2 separate regions of the Mus musculus genome follow, and region 2 is linked to region 1. Evidence: chromatin loops called from intact Hi-C (ENCODE). Cell type or tissue: left cerebral cortex. All regions are shown on one strand.

Region 1 (2,500 bases):
CAGTTAGACACTCTTTTAAATACCCTGTATTCACAGAAATAGGAATGCTATTGGAATTTGATACTGACCATAATCTACTTAAAATATACAGATCCATTTTCCTTAAAGAGCTGCCCATTTTATGTCAGCTCATCTATAGTTCCACGCAGCCCTGGGATATCTTCATGTATTCTTGGAAACTCAGAGGTCCCTGTAGAGTTGATCCATGACCTCTCCCATCTGCTCCCATTGCCCTGGTTGGCTGAGTTCACCCAGGACTGGCAAAATTCCAGAAAGATCCCAAGCAGCTGGGCATTTTCCCAGTCTACTGTCAGATTGAAATGTAGTTCATTTCCACTCCCTTTGTTGACTGACATGATGCTTCTGACATAGAGTCCTAGCATGCAACAAAGAACACCCTCAAATCATGCCTACTCAAGTAACAGTTTCACACATTAGTGGCTACAGTTACCAGGAGTTTGCAATGTACTGGGCCCTGTGCTAAATGTGTGGTAGACATTCTATAATGCTAAGAGCCGTGGATGTAACTCAGTGGTAGAGCACTAACCTGTGAGGATGAAGGCTTGATCTGGCAAAAAGAATGAGGCACACTATATAATTCTCATATACAACCTCCATTATGACTTCGTGGTGAGATCAAGCCTGTTGCCATGCTATGAACATAACACAGTAATAACATAACATTGCCAATAACAGAAAATTACCTTCTAGGACACAAGTTCTAGCTCCATAAATTCAGGCATTTTTTAACATCAAGGGGTGAGTTGCATCTTTCTCAGATGTAAACAATAACTTTCCACCAACAAGTAGCCACAATTAAAAGGTGCATGCAGGGCTGGTGAGATGGCTCAGCGGTTAAGAGCACTGACTGTTCTGTCATGAGTTCAAATCCTAGCTGGTAGCTCACAACCATCTGTAGTGAGAGACCAAAAAAAAGTGTATGCATTTTAATCATGCTAGCAATAAGCAAAAGGACAGTCAATAGGGACCAAGAAATAACCGAGGTTCCTTTTGTAGACTGGATTTTTGTTCTGTTTTGGCTTCAAACTCTTGGTGTAGCAGAGGATGTCTTTGAACGCCTCAGTTTCTTACTTCCACCTCGGACGTGCTGAGATGGCAGGCGGGAAAGACCGTCTCATCTCCACACTCCGAATCCAGCAAAATCAAAGGATTGGAAAGAGTTAGGATCCTTGGTTTGGGACCTCAAAAGTGTTTCAAGAATTAGATACAACCCCACTACTAAGGGTAGCTGTCATTGGAGGGTTGCGTAGAAGAGCAGCCGCTTGGGGGCAGCAGAACACAGGGCAGAAGCCTCAGCGCTGTCCTGAAAGCAGGAGAAAACAGGCTTAAAAGCCTGGCTGAGGCTGTCTCTTTGGAGCCACAGCTGTGAATGCAGAGGAAGGAAGGCCTGGAGCCCGGAGGTGGGAAGTGAGCAAGAACTATCCAATAGGAACACAATGTGAGCAACGTATGTAATTTAGCTTTCCTGCTTTTTCCTTTTTTTTTTTTCCTAAATAAAATGTTGGTTTATTTTCAAGTTTTCTAGTACTCTTTTTATTAGGTCTCAAACCCTGAATAAATGGCTAATTGTGGTGTTCATCAACATATCAAAGCTGGCTGCCAGGTTCTCCCAGCTCCCCTCGATCTCTACCTGTTACAAGGCCCTCTTGGCTAGCACACCCCGCCCCTAACAGAACTTCTCCTGCCCCAGCTCCTCTGGACCCCATAACTCAGATATTTTAGCTATGCCAGTCTCTTGACCAATCTCTTGGACGAGGCTGACCCTCTCAGTCAGCGGCTCCTCCCCTCTCCTCAGGGTCTTGCTCACTCTGGACTCTCCCAGATGTCCTTGCCTCTGCCTCTGCTAGTTCTCCCTTTATCTACAGTAAACATTCTCCTCGACTATACCTAAGAGCAGTCAGGTCTTTCTTATTTCTATTCTCCTTTAAAAAGTCCCTTTCAACAAAAGTAAGAAAAAGAAAAGAATTTTAATATTTTAGTTTAATCCCATATTTCTAAACTGTTATTAATATAAAGTTTTAGTCATCTTGCATTGTTATTAACATTTTTTAGTATTAATACTGAAATCCAACGTGTATTTTGTATTTATAGGATTTTTTGTGTGTATGGGTAGTTAATTTAATCTAATCTATTAGGTGTTTTTGCTGTGGAGAGGGGTCTTGTGAGGATTCCAAGAGTCTCCCCAGAAGATACTGAGGTAAATATAACAACTGGGCATAGTGGTACAAGCCTTCTTATCACAGTACTTGGGAGGCACAGGTGGGTGGATCTCTGGGAGTCTGAGTGATGGGCCAGACTATATTCAACAGAAATGGGAGTGCTAGAATATTGGCTTTGGTCTCTCATTTCCATGCTCTTTAACTTTTAAAACCTCACTTATTAGTTACACTACACAAACACAGGCATTTATTGCTTGTATACTTAAGCACTTGCAAATATAGATGTATTTAAAAACAGGTTCTTAGAAAATATAGGGGAA
Region 2 (2,500 bases), 380 kb after region 1:
AGCAAGTCCATGAGAGTGCCCAGGGAGAAAACACTCAACAGAAATAACTCCACTTACTCCATTCTGTTGGGACCGCGGGGACCAACTCTTGTGTCCTGTGTTCCAGCTGAAGCACCACTCTGCCAGGAAGCCATCAGATCTTTGCACTATCAACGTGAGCGGCATGAAGTTCTCCAAGGTGAGGCCAGCATCAAAGACGTGACTGAGCCAGATGTCAGGGGACCTGGACGATTTGCTTTGTGTATGGCACCTCCACAGTTCCTGGGAACTAGAAGTTAGTCTTATAGAAAGAGGGAGAAGAGATGGGCAGACACAGGCGGAAACTATTCATACACAAACCTTGCTATGAATTTGGTATTCTGTGAATGAGAAAAATTCACCTGAAGAATCTGTTCTTGAGACGAGGGCACGGGTTGAGACTAACTCCTTGTGTGGAGTTCCCATCACATGAGCTCACCGTACGGTAGGGATACAGAAACTCTTACGCGGAGGAAGGATGTGCCCGAAGGTGTGTAGCACCTTGTTTACAACGATGGAAGTTTTGAGCCAGTCTAAATGTGTACACAGCAGAAGAGGATAACTTGTCATTTACTCAAGCAAGGAATTCAAATGGACAAATTAGACCTATGTGTATCAACACAGTTTAATCTCCAAAGAGCTATACACATCTCATGCAAATCTCAAAGCCATACTCTCAAGCATAAAGACACATTCGTACCATAGTATGAATATAAAGTCTTAAAGCATGTAAATAACCCTATGTATAATTGGTGGGCATAAACATTGGTGTATATGTTATATACACAAAAACTAAGAGCAGGGATAAGGCGTAGGGTTTGAGGAGACCTGTGGAGGGTGTGGTAATAGAGGCCATATGTCTTCTAATAGTTTCTTTCAAGTTTAGACAGTTCAGACTCAGGTCTTTAAAACTGGGTCACGGTGGCTACATCTTCAAAGTATCACTCAGCGTGTGTTTCAATATGTTTGAAGTATTTCAGGGTAGAAGAAAACAGAGAAGTCCCCATAGCCCTCCCCACGTGGCTGCTCTTGCACTAAGAATGTCTCTCAGTCCCTTTTAGGCATCTGTCCTCTTAGCAGCTGCTCTGGTTTTTCTGCAGGCTCCCGGGCAGGGAACTAATCCTGTGTTTCTCTGGCATGCTTTCTGACAGGCAAAGGAAAAGGACTTCAAACATTTTACGTCTGTGATTTATATCAATGCCTCTGAAAACCTGCTACCTCTAGGTGAGCTTTCTCTTCTTAGAAACTGTCCTCCTGGCCCACAAAGGATATGTCTGTCTGTCTGTCTGTCTGTCCATCTGAGGTTGGACTCTCATGGCTCTGGAGAGAGCACAGATCTCGACTCTGGTGCTGAAGTGTCACTCACCAAGGTTTCCCTGTCAGCTGAAGCTCCTCTCCACAAACACAGATAATCCTCTCCTGCAGCCTGGCAGGCCACCTTGCAAACTCCAGTGAGAGAGAAAGCCTTAATTCAGCAGATCTACAGTGCCCCCTGCTGGTGCCAGGACTGTGTGGCCTTTATCGAGAAAGGCGCCCAGTTGCTGCTTTGGAGAGCTTATGGTTAGTAGGAGAGATGGTTTCAGACTCAGATCAAAAGCAGGGTACATATAAGTACTGGTACAGGGAAATCAGGAGACACCAGGTGTGCATCCCAGAGGGACTTTAACCCAGTCCAGTGAGTCAGGAAACCTAGGAAAGAGTGCCTGAGACTGGATCAAAAGATAAATACACTGGGCCAGCAAGATGGTCGAGTGGCTGCAAGCACCTGCTGCCAAGCTTGGTGACTTGAATTTGATCCCTGAGACTCACATGATAGAAGAAGGGAACCATCTCCTGAAAAACTGTCCTCTGACACCTGCATGTGCGCGTGCGCGCGCGCGCACACACACACACACACACACACAAGAAATTGACTCAGGAATCGGTGCTTTGGATTGAAGGGCAGCTGTGGAATGATACTGCCTTGTTGGGAAGATTGTATACAAGGCATACATGGGGAGAAAAACTGAGGCTAGATGCACTGGCAAGGGCTTGATTATCAAGGGCTTTGAGAGTTGAGCTTAGTCCTCTAGACAGAAGAGGCGTGGAAGGCTTTTAACCAGGGAATCTCAGAGAGGAGGGGTTTTCCATGGGAGGGGAATGAAGCTTGAGATGGGGAGTGAAGGGGATTGAGAGAGTGATCTGGGAAGAGATGGGAATCACAGGGGCAGGGATGAGGCTGGGGATACCCAGAGACAGTTCTAGAAGGGGTGTGTCAATGAGTTTGTTTCAATGAGTTGGAGGATAGCGTCCATCAAAGCATCTAATAAGATCCTTGCCTTAGAAGAAAGTGTATTCTGCTAGGAATGCCTTGGTATAAACAGGCCAAAAGGCCTGATAAATGCCCAGCTTCATTAAGGACAAAAACATGGGGGTCACTCACAGCCACCTATAACACCAGTACACAGTTTTATGTCCATCAAATATTGGCAAGTATGAAAGA

What was found. Peaks named below come from ENCODE experiments on the same cell type or tissue, not always from the same donor. Only the 100,000 strongest peaks of a DNase experiment are listed, where the experiment ranks them.
Region 2: a loop joins it to region 1, with 2.5 times the contacts of the local background. A loop is called at or near these places in 9 of 42 quality-filtered maps.

The regions. Positions count from the first base shown.
Region 1 is chr7:99,499,083-99,501,582 of GRCm38, forward strand. Gm39056 (a long non-coding RNA gene) reads left to right here and starts at 1,382. Exons shown (of 4, transcript XR_869821.1): 1 at 1,382-1,468; 2 at 2,157-2,218. In left cerebral cortex, a CTCF peak has its summit at 1,293 (motif pointing right); a DNase peak (open chromatin) is centred at 1,329.
Region 2 is chr7:99,875,049-99,877,548 of GRCm38, forward strand. It overlaps Xrra1 (X-ray radiation resistance associated 1), which reads left to right. Exons shown (of 19, transcript NM_001164258.1): 5 at 107-178; 6 at 1,170-1,242. It overlaps Gm38405 (a long non-coding RNA gene), which reads right to left. Exons shown (of 6, transcript XR_003946657.1): 5 at 58-551. Among named protein-coding and RNA genes, the nearest start is that of Xrra1, 17 kb to the left of the region's middle. In left cerebral cortex, a CTCF peak has its summit at 1,515 (motif pointing left); DNase peaks (open chromatin) are centred at 1,098 and 1,506.